2 separate regions of the Homo sapiens genome follow, and region 2 is linked to region 1. A link is a contact called in ENCODE Hi-C or POLR2A ChIA-PET data. All regions are on one chromosome and are shown on one strand. Each heading gives the region's core, a stretch centred on a gene start or an enhancer-like site at or near the end of the contact. The rest is flanking DNA. Distances are from core to core; before and after follow the strand shown.

Region 1 (5,427 bases), core at 2,150-4,649:
CTGGAGGATGGGGAAGAGAAAAAACAGAAGTGGATGGCATAGGCAGTGTGTGTTTCTGTGAAGCAACATTGGGGAAAAGATACAAAGGAAGCTGTAGCCTTGGAATCTATGTCAGTTCATCGTAGGGGAAACAGGCTGAACTGAGTAGCCAAGTCCAAGCAGTCAAGGGCATTCAGATTGCTGTGGCAAGAAGTCATCAAGGGTAGAGACAGGCTTGGTTATGCTATATCTTGAGGTGAGTAAGGAGTGCTTAGGATTGTGACCTCTCTGAGTACAAGAGGTTCTCCCCTTTAATTCCCTCCATCTGAAAATAACAATAAGTAATCTACCTGCCTATTTGTGTGTCAATAAGTATAATTCATGAAAGTCTTCAATGAGTAGTAAAACTACTATTTGTTGGGCCACATACTTTCCTAAGAAATTTATGCGTATTTTCTTGCTTAACCTTTACCACACAATCCATGTAGCAGATACTAGAATTATATATAAGCCAGGCATGATGGCTCATGCCTGTAATCCCAGGACTTTGGGAGGCCAAGGGGGGGGCAGATCACTTGAGGTCAAGAGTTCGAGACCAGCCTGGCAGAGAGAGGCTGAGGCAGGAGAATAACTTGAACCCAGGGGGCAGAGGTTGCAGTGAGCTGAGATCGCACCACTGCACTCCAGCCTGGGCAGCAAGAGCGAGACTCTGTCTCAAAAAAAAAATTTTTTTTTAAAGAATTATATATACTTATAAATATATGTTCTATTTATATATGCACTAAAATATATATAGTATTTATATATTCTAGTACAATGGACTTGTACCAGTCTATGGACTGTTAGGAACCCGGCTGCACAGCAGGAGGTGAGTGACTGGCAAGTCAACATTACCACATGAGCTTGGCCTCCTGTCAGATCAGCAGGGGCATTAGACTCTCAAAGGAGCATGAATCCTACTGTGAAGTGCACATGCAAGGGATCTATATTGCACTCAATATGAGAATCTAATGCCTGATGATCGGAGGTGGAACAGTTTCATTCCAAAACCATGCTTCCCTCTGCCCCATCCATGGAAAAATTGTCTTCCAGGTAAATCAATCCCTGGTGCCAGAAAGGTTGGGGATTGCTGTTCGTGTGTGTGTGTGTGTGTGTGTGTGTGTGTGTGTGTGCAAAATTTGGGTAGCTGGGTAGCTGCTATATGGATATATATTTTAGAAAGAAGTCAAGAATCTTGATGGGTAAGAAGCAAAGCAGGGATTTGAACCAGGGTTGGTCTAATACGAAAACTGAGGCTCTTCAGCAGTATTATTCCACATCTAAATGTAATTATTCAATGCCATCAGTCATAATGGAAATATAAATTAAAACCACAATGTGACACTAATATACACCCATCAGAATGGCTGCAATTAAAACTAGCAACAACAAGTGTTGGTGAGGATGCAGAGCAACTGTAACTCTCATACATTGCTGATGGGAGTGTAAAATGTTACAAACACTTTGAAAGAAATTTTTACAGTTCCTAATAAATTTAGATATAGTATGTATGCCCTTTAATTCAGCAAACTCCTATATATTTACTTAAGGAAAATAAAAATAGATGTCCACAGAAAGACATCTATAAGAATGGAAATAGTAGCTTTGTTTGTAATAGCCCAAAACTGGAAACAGCCCAGGTATGAAAATAATGGAAAAACAGTGACATATTCTTTTAATGGACTACTACTTGACAATACAAAGGAATAAACTGTGAATACACTCAATGGCATAAATGCTTGTCCCAGACATTATGCTGTGAAAAAAAGCCAGACACAAAAGAATGCATGCTGTATGACTCCATTTATATAAAGTTCTAAGAGTGGCAAAAAACAAAAACCAGAAAACAAAAACAGTGGCTGCCTCTTAGCAGAGTGGGAGGGGTTGACTTGGAAGAGATATGGGAAAACTTTCTGAGTAATAAAAGTAATAAAAAATACTTTTTATCTTGATAGGTGTGTGGGTTACATGAGTGTATGCATTGGTCAAAATTGTACAGTAATTGAATATATATAAATCTTGCCTCAAAAACAACTAAAGAAACAAATATTAATAAAATAGGAGAAAATGGGAAAAGAGGAAAGGTGAAACAAACATGACATTGATAGTTGATAACTACCAAAACCAAGGTCAGGACATGGGGAAATATATCATTCTGTTTATTTTGATATGTTCAAAATTTTCCATCATAAAAACTAAGTATTATCAAATTCTTAGTCATGTGTTGTATTAGGGTAATTAAAATACAAATTAGTAGTGAGTTTGAGGCCAGATTGCTCATCATCCTGGCCCAGTGCAAAAAGCAAATCTGATCATGTTCCCTCCCTTCTTAACAATGTTAACAAACTTTCCATTCTTCACCCTGAAGAATAGTGTGAATTCCTCAGAGTGGCTTTGGTATGAAGAAACTTCATACCATAGATATATGTGCAAAGCAGTGTGCAGAATTCTGTTAGTTATATTATTTATTTAGACTGAGACCATCTCTATGAAGGTTTTATAGATAAAAGTGTATATCAATGAAGGGACTCAAAACTAGATGGATAGTGACAGGGCCTACAGAAAGTTCAAATTTTGGATTCCTTCAGCTTTTTCCTACTTCGATTGTGATAGAAAGAGCTCTAAGATTCTGACTCCTGGAGTCCCCAACCTGTTATAATGTCCTCCCCTTGAATGTGGGCAGAGTAAGTGAATATGGTGGGATATCACTGACTACTAATCATGTGACTTTGAGTTCATCAAAAGGGGGGATGATCCTGGGTGGGCATGACCTAATCAGATGAGTGCTTTAAGGGAAGCGGAAATGGGATAGGGAAGCTCTTCTGTTGGCCTCAGAATGAAGCAAACTGGCATGTTCTGACAGGGCCTATGGAGGGGCTGTGTGGGTGACTTCTAGGACTTAGAGGGGTCTCCAGTTAACAGCTAGTTAGAAATAATTTTCCCAATTGCACAGCTTCAGATAACTGAATTCTGCCAATCACCATGTGAGCTTGAAAGAGGTCCCTGAGCCTCAAACGAGATTATAACCCCAGCCAACTCCATGATTTCAGCCCAATGAGACTATGAACAGAGGACCCAGTTAACCCATACCCAGACCCATAAAAGTCTTCAGATAATACCTACGTGTTTGTGATGATTAATACTGAGTGTCAACTAGATTGGACTGAAGGATGCAAAGTATTGATCCTGGGTGTGTCTATCAGGGTGTTGCCAAAGGAGATTAACATTTGAGTCAGTGGGCTGAGAAAGGCAGACCCGCCCTTAATCTGAGTGGACACCATCTAATCAGCCACCAGCCCAGCTGGAATATAAAGCAGGCAGAAAAACGTGAAAAGACTGGCCTAGCCTCCCAGCCTACATCTTTCTCCCATGCTGGATGCTTCCTGCCCTCAAACACTGGACTCCAGGTTCTTGTTTTGGGACTTGGACTGGCTCTCCTTGCTCCTCAGCTTACAGATGCCTATTGTAGGACCTTGTGATAGTGTGAGTTAATACTTAATAAACTCCCCTTTATCTATCTATCTCTCTCTCTCTCTCTCGTTAGTTCTGTCCCTCTAGAAAACCCTAACTAATACAGTGTTGTTTTGAGCTACCAAGTTTGTGATCACTCATTATGCAGCAGTCAAAAATGAATATGCCCCTTCTCTCCCTATTTCTCTCAATGTTCCAGTCACTCTGAACTTTTCTTAGTTTCCTAATTAAAACATTCCTTCCATAAATTTTGTTCTGCAAGAACTACTCACTTTGCCTGTAATGTCCTTATTATCTTTTCTGCCATTTGATTATTTTTTAACTTTTATTTTAGGTTCAGGAGTACATGTGCAGGTTTGTTATATAGGTAAACTTGTGTCACAGGAGTTTGTTTTGCAGATTATTTTCTCACCCAGATACTAAGCCTAGTATGCAATAGTTATTTTCTCTGCTCTTCTCCCACCTCTCACCCTCAACCCGCAAGTAGGCCTCAGTGTCTGTTGTTTCCTTCTTTGTACGTCCATGAGTTCTCATCATTTAGCTCCTACTTATAAGTGAAACATATGGTATTTGATTTTCTGTTCCTGCATTAGTTTGCTAAGGATAATGGCCTCCAGCTCCATTCATGTTCCTGCAAAAGACATGATCTCATTCGTTTTTATGGCTGCATAGTATTCAATGGTGTATATGTATCACATTTTCTTTATCCAATCTGTCACTGATGGGCATTTAGGCTGATCCCATGCCTTTGCTATTGTCAATAGTGCTGCAATGAACATTCACGTGCATGGGTCTTCAAGGCAGAATGATTTATATTCCTCTGGATATATAGCCAGTAATGGGATTACTGGGTCAAATGGTAGTTCTGTTTTTAGCTCTTTGAGGAATCACCATGCTAATTTTTTCAATGGTTGAAGTAATTTACACTCCCATTAACTGCCTGTTGAGTATTACCCATCCTTCAGAACCCAGATCAACTCTTCCTCTCCTGGAAGACTTGACCAATTGCCCCAGGCAAAGTTTATTCCTCCCTGCTCTAGATTTCCACCATACCCTGTTCTTTCTCTCCCTTCCTTCCTCTCTCTATTTCTCTTAATAGCATATAAATGAGTTGAAAGCAGAAACTCATAATATTCATGCTCAAGTCACTTTGAACTAGGATATAATTATGCTTACAACATAGTAGCCACTCAGTAAATAGCTACTGGGTTAATACACATACTGTTTTTCATTAGAATGCTTCTGGAATTTATTTAAGTTAACAAATATTTATTTTTCAGAGCCTCTGAAAGCTGTAATGGACAATAAGAAGATGAGTAGGGCATGTTTCCTATCTCAAATAAGTGGAATAGGATTTGCACAGAAAAAATAACTGCAAGGCAAAATACGACCTGTGTCACATAAGAAACAGAATCTGGTCTGTTGGGGGCTTCTCAGAGACAAAGAGATGATGGTCCACAGGATGGAGCATCTCTCTGACACTTCCAGTGTGTATTTTAGGGAGGAACACCTTTCCATCATTATTGGGGAGGTTGGAACAAAGAAGGGGAAAAACAATGGCAGTTCTTATCTTTCAGGTAGCTGTATGGTGAGCATTCCTCTCCCAGCAATCTGTTGTTCTTTGTGAGCAGACTGGAGTGTGACAGCTGTGAAAACGATCAAAGGCAGGTCCCAGACAGGAGAGGGCTGATGACAATGCCAGTTTCCCTCTAAGACCCTGTGGACAGCAGGGCCATGAGGGATGCTGTGACACAGAGTCTTGCTTGATGCAGTGTGTGGTGTTACTCACAGGAGTGGGTTCAGCCACTCTTGGTGTGAAACCCAAGGAAAATGTCTCTGCCGCAGCTGATGTCAACATGTACAGCATGTGACCAGCTTGCATTGTAAGTCAGACACCCACATCCTGTTGCTTTACCCTCTCACCAGTTCTCCCTTTAA
Region 2 (5,488 bases), core at 1,618-4,117, 310 kb before region 1:
ACCAGTGAGAACAAAGACACAAATACCAGAATCTCTGGGAAACAGCAAAAGCAGCATTTAGAGGGAAATTTATAGCACTAAAATGCCCACAGGAGAAAGCAGGAAAGATCTAAAATTGACAACCTAACATCACAATTAAAAGAACTAGAGAAGCAAGAGCAAACAAATTCAAGAGCTGGCAGAAGAGAAGAAATAATTAAGATCAGAGCAGAACTGAAGGAGACAGAGACATGAAAAACCTTTCAAAAAATCAATGAATCCAGGAGCTGGTTTTTTTAAAAGATTAACAAAATAGACCACTAGCCAAACTAATAAAGAAGAAAAGTGAGACGAATCAAATAGGCACAATAAAAAATGATAAATGGACTATCACCACTGATCCCACAGAAATACTAATTACCATCAGAGAATACTATAAACACCTCTATGGAAATAAAATCTAGAAAATCTAGAAGAAATGGAGAAATTCCTGGACACATGCACCCTCCCAAGACTAAACCAGGAAAACAGTCAAATCCCTGAATAGAACAATAACAAGTTCTGAAATTGAGGCAGTAGTAGCCTACCAACCAGAAAAACAAAACAAAACAAAAAAAAACAAAAAACCCAAGACCAGACAGATTCACAGCTGAATTCTACCAGAGGTATAAAGAGAAGCTGGTAACGTGCCTTCTGAAACTATTCCAAACAATAGAAAAAGAGGGACTCCTCCCTAACTCATTTAATGAGGCCAGCATCATCCTGATAGCAAAACCTGGCAGAGACACAACAAAAAAAGAAAATTGCAGGCCAATATCCCTGATGAACATTGATGCGAAAATCCTCAATAAAAGAATGGCAAACCAAATCCAGCAGCACATCAAAAAGCTTATCCACCATGATCAAGTTGGCTTCATCTCTGGAATGCAAGACTGGTTCGACATACAGAAAGAAATAAATGTAATCCATCAAATAAACAGAAGCAATGACAAGAACCACATGATTATCTCAATAGATGCAGAAAAGGCCTTTGATAAAATTCAACAACCCTTCATGCTAAAACCGCTTAATAAACTACGTATTGATGGAACGTATCTCAAAATAATAAGAGCTATTTATGACAAACCCATAGTCAATATCATACTCACAAGGGGTTTATTGGGAGGTCACCCATCATAAGTTGTGGAGCATCTGTATTGTTCAGTGCCAGAGACTGCTCCAAGCTTTCCTCCCTTAAACTATAAAATTATTATAATTCTATGTAAAAGGTGAAAAACTAAAAATCAAAAACATTTGGCAATTTGCCTAGAGTAGTAAGTGGCAGAATGGAAATTAACTGAATTTGGGACTCCCTAAATCCTTAAGTAACCATTCATATAGAAAGCATGAAGGTCTAAAACAGAAGAATAAAAAGTAAAAATCAATTCATCTCTCTCAGTATGACAATCATCATTTTTAGTAAACATTTTAAGCATCAGAATCACCACTCATTGTCCATCTGTACATTTTTTTCTTCTTCAAAAATATTTTTGGTTTGTGTTGTAGCTGCTGCCTCACTAAGTACAGTATATTTATTTCAGATCTTAGAAAACTCTTTTTTTTTCTGGAATAATCAACAACGTGAAAATTCTTATTTAAAATAGAATTAAAGCACTCTAGAAGCAAGGGACACAACAATTAGTCTCTATAGCAACTGGATATTATACAAGGAAAACGGTGAGCATGAAGGAGAATTTGGGAAGAGGTAAGAACAATTCATGTGAATTGTGAAGAGTCCTACAAGAAAGCCAGATTGTTCCCTGGGGTCTCTTTGAGGGCAGGGAGAGAGAATGAAAATACAGATAATGAGGATGACTCTTGGCAGGTAAATGTTTGTAAAAGTAATGTCATTGTTTATAAAAGTAATGTCATAATGGAAAGGCTGCAGAGGTGAGGGGTTAAATCCAGGAAGGGAGGTGAATGGAAACTTGAAATTTGGAAATTTTGAATAGTTTGATCTTAGCACAAACCATTTACAATAACTTTCAATATAAAAATTGAAACATGATATATAAGTATATGACTATTTTTCAGCATATGCTATGCATTATAATTTGGAAGAAGGCCTAGATCTCTATGTAATAGTAGAATCTCGCCTATAACTATGTCTAACATGAGAGGCAGAAGGTTTAATAAAATATTTTTAAATTGCCATTAGTCCTGCCTTCACTCATTTAGTTTCAATGAATGACATTTCTAGTTTAAAAAAATAGCATATGAAAATTTCCTCCAATGAAATACCATATTTAGTCCATAATATAAGATAAAATTTAAAAGATTTATGAAACCCAATTTTGGCAATGATGCAGGGAAATGAGTACTCACATACATCATAAATTGTCGGTAGGAGTATCTTTCAGCTTAGCAACACTTAAATGGTGTATGGTTTTTAACTCAGCACTTTCATACCAGAGAAATATTTGCACTTATGTAGTACAAGGATCCTTAAAAGAGGAAAGAGAGAGGCAGAAGAGTGAGAGTCTGAGAAGAATATGTGACTGTGCAAGTAGATGATGGGATCACCGTTCACTTTGAAGTATGGGGCAAGGAATGCAGGCATTCTCTAGAAGCTGGAAAAGACAAGGAAAGGAAAACTCCCCTAGAGCCTCCAGAGGGCACAGCTCATTCTTTATTATTTCAGCCCAGTGAGATCTATGTTCAATTTCTGACCTCAATATTCTAAGAAAATAAATTTGTGCTGTTTTAAGCCTTACATTTGTGGTAATTTGTTATAGCAGAAATAGGAATGTTGTGATTTTTAGTGTGCAAGAGATGTGATGTAATCTAATTGCCAATATATGGTTGGCTGCTTTCCTCAAAGCATGTTACCCCATTTGGGGTTCAGTTTCACTTTCTGTTCCTGGAAGATCAGACCTGCACTGGAAGCAATAGTTAGGCCAGTGCTGGTGAGAGGGAGCCCAAGCTGTTGAGTCAACGAATAGCCTCTGTCTCTACCATAATGAGAACAATATTCATGAACCTATTTTGCTAGCATTAAGATGGCTGAGGACAGAATCCAGCTGACATCAGCTAGTGAAGTCATTCTCTCCACTTGGTTGCTTAGTGCCTCTTCTACAATGGCATTAAGAAGTAGTATAGTGATGCTAATACTTTCTGTTCATTTCCATAAGTCCATACACATTTTTCCCCTCCTTGAACTTCTGATTTCACTCATTATAGGCTCTTCAACAGGGAGCTAAGTTATTTATTGCTCATGAGTTTATGTATACCCTTACTTAAGGCTGCTTCTCTCTCCACATTAAGTGAATGACCAGATGTACTTTCCAATACTCTCCCAGTTGATAGGATTTTCCTCCATCACTATCTTCCAGGACCATCCTTGCCTGGAACTTTGTTGCAGAAAAACAAAATTCCATCTTACAAACATATTTTAAGTTGGCCCTTTCATGAGCTCAGTTTGGGCCTTTTCTTCCTCTCGCAGCTGATAGCTCATGAAGCCACAGGAATGAGTCGAAAGAGTGGTGTCATACAGTTGGCATAAATACGTGGGTCATCTTTTTGTGAAGATTACTGTAATCTCTAGCATGTTCAATTCCAATCCTTCATGTATAATAGCCATCTTATGATAAATTGCTGATTAGCCTACCTCACCTTGTATCTTGGTTGGTCTTATAGTAGTCAGTACATGAAGGTTACTTGAGTTTCCATAGTCAGACATTTTTTTTTTTATCATGGCATTGTAGCATGTCATGAGCTGCTTTTCAAATGATACATAAGTTCTTTTCTGCAGATGGCAAGGCCTAGTTCCATAATCTCAGAGGTCTGTGCTGTGATTCTCCTACTAGGCTTGCCAGGGGCTCCATTTGGTATTTTTGTTTCCCACAGATGCCGCTAACCATGGCACTGCCAGGTTATATGCCTTATGTGGCATAGCTCCTCATATCTGTTAAAGTGGTCTTTCTTCCCTGGCCTCACTCAAAGTGAGCAGTTCCACATCTTTCCCAATACATGTGTCAATGCAATATTTACAAGTTCAAAATATGCTATCCACCAATGGATGTCAATATCAAAGGGCAAAATTTTGAAGAGAAACAGTATGTTGGCATAACCTCGAAGTAGCTTTCCAAAGATATTTATCAATTATAAAGAGAATGTAGTAACTTTATAGTGGTGAAACTCAGCAGATACCACCTATACCAGATAATCAAGGTTAACACACTAGCAATGCGGCACATCAAAATATTGTGCTCCCTGGTATAGCGTACTGACAAAAAGACAACACTTCTGTGGTATCCTTGCCAAAAAATGCATAATCTCCGTATGATCATGACAAAACATCAGACAAATCCAAATATTCAACAAAATGACTTATTAGAGCTCATCAAAAGTGTCAAGGCCATGAAAGATAACAAAACATTTACAAACTATTAGTGATTGAAGGAGACAAAGGAGTCACAATAATTAAATGCATTATGAGCTCTTAAATTTGATTCTAAAAGGGTAAAAGAAACGTTAGGCAGAAAACTGATGAAATTCAAGTAAGGCTTATGGTTTACTAAATTTATTTAGCATTCTACCAATTTTCTGGTTTTGATAATTATACAATGGTTGTGTAAGTTAACATAAGGGTGTCAGGGTATAGGTTATATGTGAACTCTCTGTATGAGTGTTAACTTTTATGTAGATCTAAAAATATTTCAAAATACAATAGTGAAAATAAATTAAACATTAAAAATGTAATTGGATTAAATATTCTATTTTTTATTCCAAAATGGATGAAAGAATCAGACCCAATTTATGTCGCTTTCCAGAAACACATTTTAAATGTAAGCTAAAAATAGGTTGAAGTTAAAATGATGTAATACTAAGCACAAGAAAGCTGATATAGCTAAATTAACATCACACAAAGTAGACTTTATGACCAAAAAATATTATTACTAGAGACAAAAAGAGATATTTCATAATAATAAAAGTGTAAATTTTTCAAGAAGCTACAAAAACCTTAACTATGCAAGCACCTAATAAAAAAGCTTTAAAATAGGTAGAAAATCAAACAGAAAAAAGTCATAGTTGAAGATTTTAATAACCCTTTGTCAGTAATTTGTAGAAGAAATGGGTCAAAATACCAGTAAAGATACAACCCTATTAAACAATCGACCTAATTGACATTTTTAGAATACAATACCCAACAACTGAAGAATACATGCTTTGTTAAAATTAGGAAGAAAATCCTAAGATGGAGAAAATTTTAAGAGGCTGACAATGTAGAGCTTTCATATTAAGGTAACAAATTAATATTTAACGTGAAGGGCAATGAAAAGACAAAGAAGAATTTTAGCAGGGAAGTGGATGATATAAAACTGACAATAAATTTTATATTGTTGATTTGCCAAAATTTATACCAAATGTCATCAGGAGAGTGCTAAGCAAAACATTTAAATAGGTTTAGGCCATGAAGAAGAAATTTCTAAAAATAAAATGAAACATAAAGATTATCAGAGCAAATAAT

The links. Hi-C counts contacts between places; a loop is a spot of excess contacts on that map. ChIA-PET counts read pairs that join two places held with the same protein, here RNA polymerase II (POLR2A). Pooled maps may share reads with other maps.
Region 2: a pooled map shows a loop between it and region 1 (2.4-fold over the local background). The contact joins the enhancer-like site here to the promoter of LINC02404 in region 1. A Hi-C loop is called at or near these places in 2 of 168 maps with a recorded cell type or tissue (CD4-positive, alpha-beta memory T cell and naive thymus-derived CD4-positive, alpha-beta T cell) and 6 of 50 pooled maps. POLR2A ChIA-PET finds 5 or more read pairs at or near these places in 2 of 52 experiments (GM10248 and naive thymus-derived CD4-positive, alpha-beta T cell).

Annotation. Positions count from the first base shown.
Region 1 is chr12:91,871,904-91,877,330 of GRCh38, forward strand. LINC02404 (long intergenic non-protein coding RNA 2404) reads left to right here and starts at 3,400. Exons shown (of 3, transcript XR_945201.2): 1 at 3,400-3,501.
Region 2 is chr12:91,559,729-91,565,216 of GRCh38, forward strand. All of the region lies in intron 1 of LOC105369896 (a long non-coding RNA gene), which reads right to left. Among named protein-coding and RNA genes, the nearest start is that of LINC02823, 240 kb to the left of the region's middle. Within about 2 kb of position 2,868, at least 2 of the 41 ENCODE cell types and tissues checked have a DNase peak (open chromatin) inside an H3K27ac peak, as active enhancers do.